Linked DNA regions of Homo sapiens: region 1 is linked to region 2. A link is an interaction called in ENCODE POLR2A ChIA-PET data of the cell type or tissue named here. Cell type or tissue: endothelial cell of umbilical vein. All regions are shown on one strand. Links, peaks and the distances in the headings refer to the core of each region. The heading gives the core; the rest is flanking DNA. Region 1 overlaps RGL3 (ral guanine nucleotide dissociation stimulator like 3). Region 2 overlaps CCDC159 (coiled-coil domain containing 159).

Region 1 (5,364 bases), core at 53-5,052, 50 kb before region 2:
GAGACTCTGTCCAAATAATTAATAATAATAATAATAATAAGCCATGCATGATGGCGCGCGCCTGTAGTCCCAGCTACTGAGGCAGGAGGCTGAGGCATGTGGATCGCTTAAGCCCAGGAATTCCAGGCAGCAAGTGAGCTATGATCGAGCCACTGCACTCCAGCCTGGGCCACAGACCCTATCTCTCAAAAAAAAAAAAAAAAAAAAAAAAAAAAAAAAAAAAAAAAAAAAAGATGAAGAAGTTTCAGGATGAAAGGTGGATAATGCCTGGGTCTGACCTGCGTCCCCACCGCCTGGCAGCGCTGCCGAGAACTGCGGAACTTCTCCTCCTTGCGCGCCATCCTGTCCGCCCTGCAATCTAACCCCATCTACCGGCTCAAGCGCAGCTGGGGGGCAGTGAGCCGGTGAGCTGGGGCGGGACCTGTTCCCCAGCCCATCCCAGGTCTGACCCTCCCAAGCCACTGACCCCTGACCACCCTTCTCCTGTCCTTCCAGGGAACCGCTATCTACTTTCAGGAAACTTTCGCAGATTTTCTCCGATGAGAACAACCACCTCAGCAGCAGAGAGATTCTTTTCCAGGTAGAGATGGATGCAGACTCCAGGGATTTTAGGCCCGGGAAGTCGGGGGAGGGACTTGGGGCCAGGCAGGGGTAATCTCCCTGCTATAGTCAGGACACTCTGTCCTTCCCTACCGCTCAGCAATGACCTTATCCTTGTCCCTGGCGGGTTGCACGTTTTTCTTTCCTCTACTTCCTGCGTTATAGTTGACTGTCAGTGACTGCCCTATTTATTCACTCAGCAAAACACAAGAAGTCACAAAGAAAAGGTTACTTAAGGCCAGAGTCATAGCACAGGGTGGGAACAAAAAAAATGTTCTGAGGACTTTACCTTGATAAGCAAAACTAAAAAATGTGTGTCAAAAGTCTGGCTTATTTATAGGCAAGATTTAGATTCTCATTGCAATCAGGCGCTGGTTTTTAGAGTGAATCTAGAATGGATCCCTGGGCCTGGAACATTCTCCACCCCTCCAGGTTTGCATGCAACTTGCTCACTCACCTCCTTCTGGTCTCTGATTAAATGTCCCTGCCTCTGAGAGGCCTTCCCAGCCTCCATCATCCCCAAAACCACACATCTGGTTTTTTGTTGTTGTTGTTGTTGTCGTCATCATTTGTTTTTTTGTTTCTTTGTTTGTTTGTATTGAGACAGAGTCTCGCTCTGTCACCCAGACTGGAGTGCAGTGGCACGATCTTGGCTCACTGCAACCTCCACCTCCCAGGATCAAGCAATTCTCTCTGCCTCAGCCTCCCATGTAGCTGGGATTACAGGCACCCACCACGACGCTTGGCTAATTTTTGTATTTGGTAGAGACGGGGTTTTGCCGTGTTGGCCAGGCTGGTCTCGAATCCCTGACCTGAGGTGATCCACCTGCCTTGGCTTCCCAAAGTGCTGGGATTACAGGCGTGAGCCATCACTCCCAGCCAAATTTCACCTGGCTAACAGAGTGAAACCCTGTTTTCCTGCCCAGCACCTAGAACAGCACGTGAGCTGGGCTCAGTGACTCACGCCTATAATCCCAACACTTTGGGAGGCCAAGGTGAGAGGATCACTTGAGCCCAGGAGTTCAAGACCAACCTGGGCAACATGGCAAAACCCCATCTCTGCAAAAAATACAACAATTAGCTGGGCGTTTGTGGTGCACGTCTGTAGTCCCAGCTATTCAGGAGGCTGAGGAGGGAGGATCGCTTGAACTTGGGCGGTCAAGCCTTCAGTGAGCCAAGATCAGGCCACTGCACTCCAGCCTGAGTGACAAAGTGAGACTCCATCTCAAAATAAAATGAAATAAAAAGTAAGTAAACAACAGCAAATTCAGGATACCCAGGAGATCCCTGGCAGGCCTGTGCCATCCAGCTGCGGACAAGGATTCTCTCCTTGTTAAGGCCAGCCCTGGGGGCCACTACCCACAAGCCCCACCTCTCATGGGGCCTGCTCCCTGCTGTTTATCTCCTCCCTACCCTCATCCAAGGTGGTCTGGCTTCTAGAGTGGGCCTTAACCCCTGGCTTCTTTTTTTTTTTTTTTTTTTTTTTGAGATGGAGTTTTGGTCTTGTTGCCCAAGCTGGAGTGCAATGGTGCGATCTTGGCTCACTCCAACCTCCGCCTCCCGGGTTCAAGCGATTCTTCTGCCTCAGCCTCCCGAGTAGCTGGGATTACAGAAATATGCTACCATGCCCAGCTAGTTTTTTATATTCTTAGTAGAAACAGAGTTTCACTCTGTTAGCCAGGCTGGTCTCAAACTCCTTACCTCATGTGATCCACCAGCCTCGGCCTCCCAAAGTGCTGGGATTACAGGCGTGAGCCACCATGTCCAGCCCTTTCTTAAAAAAAATTTTTTTGGCCGGGCACGGTGGCTCACGCCTGTAATCCCAGCACTTTGGGAGGCCCAGGCAGGCGGATCACGAGGTCAGGAGATCGAGACCATCCTGGCTAACACAGTGAAACCCTGTCTCTACTAAAAATACAAAAAATTAGCTGGGCGAGGTGGGGGGCGCCTGTAGTCCCAGCTACTTGAGAGGCTGAGGCAGGAGAATGGCGTGAACCCCGGGGGGCGGAGCCTGCAGTGAGCCGAGATCGCGCCACTGCACTCCAGCCTGGGTGACAGAGCGACACTCCCTCTAGAGTGCAGCCTCTGCTTCTCAGGTTCAAGCTATCCTTCTGCCTCAGCCTCCCAAGTAGCTGGGACTACAGGTGTGAGCCACCATACCCGGCTAATTTTTGTATTTTTAGTAGAGACAGGGTTTCACCATATTGGCCAGGGTGGTCTGGAACTCCTGACCTCACATGATCTGCTCGCCTTGGCCTCCCAAAGTGCTGGGATTACAGGCGTGAGCCATCGCACCTGGCCTACCACTGACTTTTGATTACTCAAAGCATGAAGGGTATATATGATGGGTCTGCAGGCATCGTTCCTGAGGAATTGTCCAAGGAGACCCCAGACCTGGCTCAGTTTTTCTCTTCCCTCAGGAGGAGGCCACTGAGGGATCCCAAGAAGAGGACAACACCCCAGGCAGCCTGCCCTCAGTGAGTGATTACAGTTTGGGATGGGGACAAGTGGGACCTTCAGGGAGGGTTGTGGATGGTGATGGGGTCAGTAATGGCCCCAAGTGACTGGAGCTTTGGGGGCTGCAGAAACCACCCCCAGGCCCTGTCCCCTACCTTGGCACCTTCCTTACGGACCTGGTTATGCTGGACACAGCCCTGCCGGATATGTTGGAGGTCTGACCCCTGACCCTTGACCCCTGACCCCAGCTCCACTTGCCCCCAGCACAATGGGCCTCCCAATATCCACCCTTGATCCTACCTGTACTCCTGACACCACCCCACACTCCCTTACTACAGTGGGGCTCCTGACATCCCAGCCCCTGACCTTGACCCTTGACCCTTGACCCTGGGTGCTGCAATTCAGACACACTTTGCCCCCAGGGGGATCTCATTAACTTTGAGAAGAGGAGGAAGGTGAGTGGAGGCTACAGTGGGTGTGGTGGTGCCTGAGGGTGGGGGTGGGGCAGGGGTAGGGTCTTAGAGGCTCGTCCTCCAGGAGTGGGAGATCCTGGCCCGCATCCAGCAGCTGCAGAGGCGCTGTCAGAGCTACACCCTGAGCCCCCACCCGCCCATCCTGGCTGCCCTGCATGCCCAGAACCAGCTCACCGAGGAGCAGAGGTGACCACCCTGTAGCCTGTCCCAGCCCCACCCCAGCTGAGCCTGGGTCACCAACTGGATTCCACCCACTCCATACACACCTCCAGCTCCTCCCAAGACCCCCTCTTGAGCCCTGATCCCCCACTACAACCTGTGACCTTGCAGTATCTCCAGTCGAATCAAATAGACTGGGCCTGGTGGTTTACTCGTGTAATCCCAGCACTTGGGAGGCCAAGGTGGGTGGATCACTTGAGCCCAGGATTTCGAGACCAGCCTGGGCAACATGGCGAAACCCCATATCTACAAAAAAATACAAAAATTAGCTGAACGTGGCTGGGCACGGTGGCTCACACCTGTAATCCCAGCACTTTGGGAGGCCGAGGCGGGTGAATCACATGAGGTAAGGAGTTTGAGACCAGCCTGGCTAACAGAGTGAAACCCCGTCTCTACTAAAAATACAAAAAAAAAATTAGCCAGGTGTAGTGGCAGGCGCCTGTAGTCCCAGCTACTTGGGAGGCTGAGGCAGGAGAATGGCGTGAACCCGGGAGGCAGAGCTTGCAGGGAGCCGAGATGGTGCCACTGCACTCCAGCCTGGGCAACAGAGCGAGACTCCGTCTCAAAAAAAAAAAAAAAAAATTAGCTGAATGTGGTGTTGAGTGCCGTTGGTCCCAACTACTTGGGAGGCTGAGGTGGGAGGATTGCTGGAGCCTGGGAGGCAGAGGTTGGAGTGAGCCAAAATCACGCCACTGCAGTTCCAGTCTAGGTGACAGAGTGAGACCCTGTCTCAAAAAAAAAAAAAAAAAAATAGTCACAATTGACCTCTGACCTCAATTTCAACCCCATCTGATTTTCTGACCTCAACTTTAGCATTCAGCTGGCCATTCAACTCAACTGTCCCATCTGTTGACTTCCCCATCTTTGGTCCTATCTGACCCATGACCTTATTCATGACCCCTCATCTGACTCTCTGACCCCAACCCTTGACCCTCAGTTCTGAGTAACTGACTCCAACTTTTATGTTTGACTGTCCAGCTTGACTATGACAACTGTGTCCTTTCTTTCTATATAACTGTGACCCTAACCATTGACCCCAATGGTGACCTGACCCCAGTCTGACCCTGACTTTATTTTATTTATTTATTTATTTATTTATTTATTTATTTATTTATTTATTTTTGAGACAGAGTCTGGCTCTGTTTCCCAGGCTGGAGTGCAGTGGAGTGATCTCGGCTCACTGTAGCCCCCGCCTCCCAGGTTCAAGCAATTCTACTGCCTCAGCCTCCCCGGTAGCCGCAATTACAGGCGCGAGCTACCACACCTGGCTAATTTTTTTTGTATTTTTAGTAGAGACGGGGTTTCACTATATTGGCCAGGCTGGTTTCGAACTCTTGACCCGAAGCAATCCTCTCGCCTCAGCCTCCCAAAGTGCTAGGATTACAGGCGTGAGCCACTGCACCCAGTCCTGACCCTGACTTTAATCCTGACCCAATTTGATTCCTTAGTGCCACCCTGTGAATCTCTTTGTGACCTCCTGACCAGCCATCCTGTCCCATCTCTGATAAGACCTTGATGCTCAATGACCCTCATTTACCACCCTGACCCTGGCATGTGGGGTGCCACCTCTGGCTGCTCCCCCTTACACCCCAAACCCACCTCCCAACTGATTCCA
Region 2 (5,364 bases), core at 120-5,119:
TTAGCATCGATTGTAGGAAGGAACCAAGAATGGAAGTAGAGAGGGAGGACCCTGGGGTGGGCGGGGCTCCGAGGGTAATAGGAGGGAGGGGCTTCAGAGTATGTCCCTGGGCCGCGCCTCTCCCTCTCTGGGCCTCAGTTTCCCCATTCGCCAGGGCCCCCCAGAAAGGAAGGCTCTGTGGCCAGTGTGGAAGTCTGTCTGGCTGCTCGTGTCTGGACAGAATGACTCCTTGCCTTGTCATATATTAAATCTGGCTTCAGATGTCCCCTGATTCCAAGCCCACACATCCCGAATGACCCCTGGGGTCTCTACACCCCTCCCCCCCAACAATGAGGGGTAAACTAGGAGGGCAGGGGGATTCCTAGGCACAGGAAGCAGCAAGACTAACAGTCGGGGCTAGAGGAGGGTCTGGGCTAGTTTATTTTCTCTCTGGAGGGGTCTTCAGGGAGAGCAGTCCCGGCTGCTCAAGCTGTGGAGAGAGAGGGTGGGTCAGGGCCTGGCCAGGTCCAGGGGACTCCGGGGCTGCAGGTCAGGGACCGCATGCCCAGATCAGGATCTGGGCCTGTTCTGAGGGTCTAGACTGTGGGAGTCAAGGGCAGGTCAGGAGGGAAATGGGTGGAGGGGGGGACTGGGGAGGATCTGCACCGGGTGGGAAGGAGCGGCCGCTCTTGCTGAAAGGTGGCTGGGAGAGGTCCTGGTCACAGTCGGAGTCAGAGTCCCAGGAGGGGAGTGGAGGGCTCAGGCACTGGTGCCCCTTGTGGCCTGCAGGAGGGACAGGTTCCCTGAATGTGACCCTCAAGTAACCCCCAAATATAGGCCCTGTGTCCCTTCATAGTATACCTCATTGATACTTAAACCATGACCCCCAATTCCCTTGAATGTGATCCAGTGTGACACCAAATTATGACTTCAATGACCCTTGCATTTTACCCAATTGACACTTTTTTTTTTAGAGATGGGGTCTCGCTCTGTTGCCCAGACTGGAGTGCAGTGGCACGATTATGGCTCACTGCAGCCTCAACCTCGCAGGCTCAAGCGATCCTCCTGTCTCAGCCTCCTGAGTAGCTGAGACTACAGGTGTGCTCAGCCACAGGTGCACCATCACCCAGCTAGTTTTTAAATTTTTTGGAGAGATGGGGTCTCACTGTGTTGCCCAGGCTGGTCTCAAACTCCTAGACTCAAGTAATCCTCCCACCTCAGCCTCCCAAAATATTAGGATTACAGGCATGAGCCACTGTGTGGAGTCCCCATGGACTCATATAAGATCCAAGTGACTCTGAATGTGACCATGAATGACTCCTGGATGAAACCTCCAGTGACTCCTTAATGTGACCCCAGAACACTACTTAATGTGACCATAGAATAACACCCATCAGATGTGACTCCCAAATAGGCTCTCTGAACATAGCCTCCCTGTGAAGCTAGACAATGACCTCCCACCCCTGAGCAATTCTCAGCCTCCCTCACCTCTTAGGCTCGAGGCCTTGGGACAGGCCCCCGAGCACAAAGTGAGGCTGTCTATGGAGTTCTGCAGCACGTGCACAGCAGACCTGCAAGAAGACAAGGAGCTGGGGGCGCTGGGAGACTCCACACTGCTCAGGGTGTAGACAGCAGTACAGCTAAGGTTGGGGGCCGTGGTGGGGTGAGTCCTAGGGGGTGAGGGAAGTCTGGACTCAGGTGGGCTCCAGGTTCTGGTGGTCACTGCCAGATCCCGTTGGGGGAACGGGTTCAGAGGAGGGTCAGGGGTCAGACTGCAGGCTGGGCATCACCATATATCACTCAGTTCCTTCTGGAGGTCATCCTTCCAGCAGCCACTGGCTCCCTGCGGTATCTCTTCAGTCTCCGGACAGGCGGCTGTCTCATGACCCTGCTGCTTCATCTTGGTCAGGATCTGGGGTGGGGAGGGATGAGAGAACAGCAGTCATAATAATAATGACAATAGTGCCAGGCGCGGTGGCTCACACCTGTAATCCCAGCACTTTGGGAGGCCGAGGCGGGCAGATCACGAGGTCAGGAGATTGAGACCATCCTGGCTAACACAGTGAAACCGCATCTCTACTAAAAATACAAAAAGTTAGCCGGGCGTGGTGGCGGGCGCCTGTTGTCCCAGCTACTCGAGAGGCTGAGGCAGGAGAATTGCTTGAACCCAGGAGGCAGAGGTTGCAGTGAGTTGAGATCGCGCCATTGCACTCCAGCCTGGGCAACAAGAGGGAAACTCCGTCTCAAAAAAGAAAACAAAATAAATAATAATAATGATAATAGTAAAAGGTGACTGTTATATAGCACTTGTTATATGCCAGACTGCATTCAAGTGCACAGTACTCAGCTAATACAGACACCTGATCAGGTAGGGAGGAGTGTTTTTTTTTGTTTTGTTTTTTGTTTTTGTTTTTGGTGTTTGTTTCTTTTTTGAGACAGGGTCTCAGTCTGTCGCCCAGGCTAGAGTGCAATGGTACTATCAGGGCTCAACGCACCCTGAACCTCCAAGGCTCAAGTGATCCCCCTACCTCAGCCTTCTGAGTAGCTAAGTCTACAGGCATGTGCCACCACACCCTCTTGTTTTTTTTGTTTTTTGTAGAGACAGGGTTTTGCCATGTTGCCTAGGCTGGTCTTGAACTTCTGGCCTCAAGCAATCCAACCACCTCAGCCTCCCAAAGTGCTGAGATAACAGGCATGCCACAGCACCCAACAGGATGAGTTTTCTTTTTCTTTTTCTTTTTTCTTTTTTTTTTTTAAGATGGGAGTTTTGCTCTTGTCGCCCAGGGTGGAGTGCAATGGCACGATTTCGGCTCGCTGTAACCTCTGCCTCCTAGGTTCAAGCCATTCTCCATCCTCAGTCTCCTGAGTAGCTGGGATTACAGGTGCCTGCCACCACACCCAGCTAATTTTTGTATTTTTAGTATAGACGGGGTTTCATCATGTTGGCCAGGCTGGTCTCGAACTTCTGATCCACCCACCTCAGCCTCCCAAAGTGCTGGGATTACAGGCGTGAGCCACCGCGCCCAGCCAAGATGAGTTATTATTACATCCATTATACAGATGAGGAAACTGAGGCTCAGAGAGGTCAAGTGACTTGCCCACAGTCACACAGCAGTGAGTGGCAGAGCTGAGATTTGAACCCAGGCTCCAATCTCATGGTGGAGGCTGGCCAAAATCCCCATCCCTCCCTCTCCCACTCCTCCCCAGGGTCCCCATCTCCTCCACTCACTTTGCGGCATTTCACCTGCGTTTTCTGCATTTTCTGAATGTTCACCAAGTTCTCTGAGATCTCATCCTCCTGCGCTTCTGTGGAGGGAGGGGGCTCAGGCGGACAAAGGCTGAAGAAGGACCCCCTCCCCACACACCGGCTGTGGGCTCCAGGAACTCACGGAGCTTCTGATAGATGAAGGTCACCTCCTCCCGCACCAGTTCCAGCTCCTCCCACAGGAACTTCTTGCTGAGGGGACAGTGCAGCCTAGACCTGCACTCCCTGCCTGGCCCCTGACCTCCCATGCCCCTATCTGTGCCTCCACCCATCCCCGCAAGCTCTGTCCCCTCCCCACACTTCCCTGCCCTTTTCCCCTCCCCTTCTACAATCCCCCTACCCTCATCCCCCTCCTCTCCTTCTGATCCCCAGCCTCCCATTCTCTCAGTCTCTCCCACCCCACTCAGCCTCCTATCACCTGGCCTCCACCTCCCCACCTCCTGTCCCCCGACTTTCTATACCCCCAGTCTCCTGTCCTCTCAGTCTTCCCTGCCATCCCCCTTTCTGATCCCCTGGCCTCCTTTTCCATCCCACCTCCAGCTTTCTGTCTTCCCTGCCTTCTGGCCTCTCAGTTTCCCACTCCCCCGCCCCCACCAGCCACCTGTCTCCCCTGAGCCTCTCATCCCCTCCTCATTTTTTTTTTTTTAGACAGAGTCTCGCTCTGCCGCCCAGGCGCCCAGGCGCCCAGGCTGGAGTGCAGTGGTGCGATCTCAGCTCACTGCAACCTCTGCCTCCTGGGTTCCAGTGATTCTCCTGCTTCAGCTTCCCTAGTAGCTGGGATTACAGGCACCCGCCGCCATGCCTGACTAATTCTTGTATTTTTAGTAGAGATGGGGTTTCACCATGTTGGCCAGGCTGGTCTCGAACTCCTGACCTCAGGTGATCCGCCCATCTCGGCTTCCCAAAGTGCTGGGATTACAGGCATGAGCCACCACACCCGGCCTCATTCCCTCTTCTTGTCCCTCAGGCTTTCCACCATCCCTCAGTCCCCCTCCCCCAGGCATCTGCCATTTCCCCCATCCTGCCTCCATTCCCCAGTTCTGGGTCTCCCTTCCCTCCTGTGGACTCCAAGCTGCCCTCCCGCCATCCCCGACCTGTCCCGGATCTCCTGGGCCAGCAGCTGCAGGCAGCGAGTGGTGCGGGCCCGCTGCATCTCCTCACTGTCACGCAGGGTCTTCTCCAGCCCCTGAAGGCCTTGGGTCAGGGCCCCATACAGCTCCTGCCGGCCCTGCTCCATGCCCCACTTGTGCTCCTCCTTCTCTCCCTGGCGGCCTGTGGGGCTCAGCACCTCTGCAGAGAGTGTGGGACCTTGACTGAGCCCTGATCCCACCCTGAACCCAGCTTGTCCTAATCTTGACCCAGAACCCAGACTCTCCCAATTTCCCTCACCCTGGCCTGGCCCAGCTGATCCCAACAGGACCAGCTTCCAGCCTGACTTTTTTTCTTTTGAGATGAAGTCTTGCTTTGTTGCCCAGGCTGGAGTGCAGTGGCGTGATCTCGGCTCACTGCAACCTCTGCCTCCCAGAAAGCAATTCTCCTTTCTCAGCCTCCTGAGTGGCTGGGACTACAGGTGCATACCACCACGCCTGGCTAATTTTTGTATTGTTAGTAGAGATGGGGTTTCACCATATTGGCCAGGCTGGTCTCGAACTCCTGACCTCAGGTGATCCACCTGCCTCAGCCTCCCAAAGTGCTGGGATTACAGCCATGAGTGACAGCACCTGGCTTTTTTTTTTTTTTTTTTTAAGTAGATATGGGGTTTCACCATGTTGTCCAGGCTGGTCTCAAACTCCTGACCTCAAGTGATCCAACCTCTTTGGCCTCCCCAAATGCTGGGATTACAGGCGTGAGCCACCACGCCTGGCCTAGCCTGACCTTGATCTCTGGTCAGTCCTCACCTTCAAGCTGCTGAATCTTGATTTGCTGCAAGCAGCTCTCCTTCTCCAACATGGTCACTGAGTGGTTCAGGAACTCGAAAGCCTGGGGGAAAGAGGTCAGCCTTGGGGTGGGAGGAAGGAGGGGAGGGCAAGGAGAAACAGAGGTTGCTGGGGGCAGGGCCAAGGTGGTTCACCTTGGTCTGGGCCTGTAACTGGCTCTTGAGTGACTCAAGTTCACATCGC

Evidence for each region. Peaks named below come from ENCODE experiments on the same cell type or tissue, not always from the same donor. Only the 100,000 strongest peaks of a DNase experiment are listed, where the experiment ranks them.
Region 1: POLR2A ChIA-PET joins it to region 2 with 6 read pairs; 12 of 35 experiments call an interaction of 5 or more read pairs at or near these places.

What each region holds. Positions count from the first base shown.
Region 1 is chr19:11,400,363-11,405,726 of GRCh38, reverse strand. It overlaps RGL3 (ral guanine nucleotide dissociation stimulator like 3), which reads left to right. Exons shown (of 19, transcript NM_001035223.4): 8 at 301-404; 9 at 496-580; 10 at 3,021-3,077; 11 at 3,186-3,272; 12 at 3,480-3,512; 13 at 3,595-3,716. Among named protein-coding and RNA genes, the nearest start is that of RGL3, 16 kb to the left of the region's middle. RefSeq lists a silencer at 1,870-2,061. In endothelial cell of umbilical vein, for the core only: no CTCF peak of the experiment used is centred there; no DNase peak of the experiment used is centred there.
Region 2 is chr19:11,349,978-11,355,341 of GRCh38, reverse strand. It overlaps CCDC159 (coiled-coil domain containing 159), which reads right to left. Exons shown (of 11, transcript NM_001080503.3): 3 at 5,316-5,364; 4 at 5,143-5,224; 5 at 4,339-4,534; 6 at 3,369-3,436; 7 at 3,209-3,285; 8 at 1,770-1,891; 9 at 1,468-1,550; 10 at 646-762; 11 at 398-469. The coding sequence ends at 465. Among named protein-coding and RNA genes, the nearest start is that of PLPPR2, 2.8 kb to the left of the region's middle. RefSeq lists a silencer at 1-90 and an enhancer at 4,372-4,872. In endothelial cell of umbilical vein, for the core only: no CTCF peak of the experiment used is centred there; no DNase peak of the experiment used is centred there.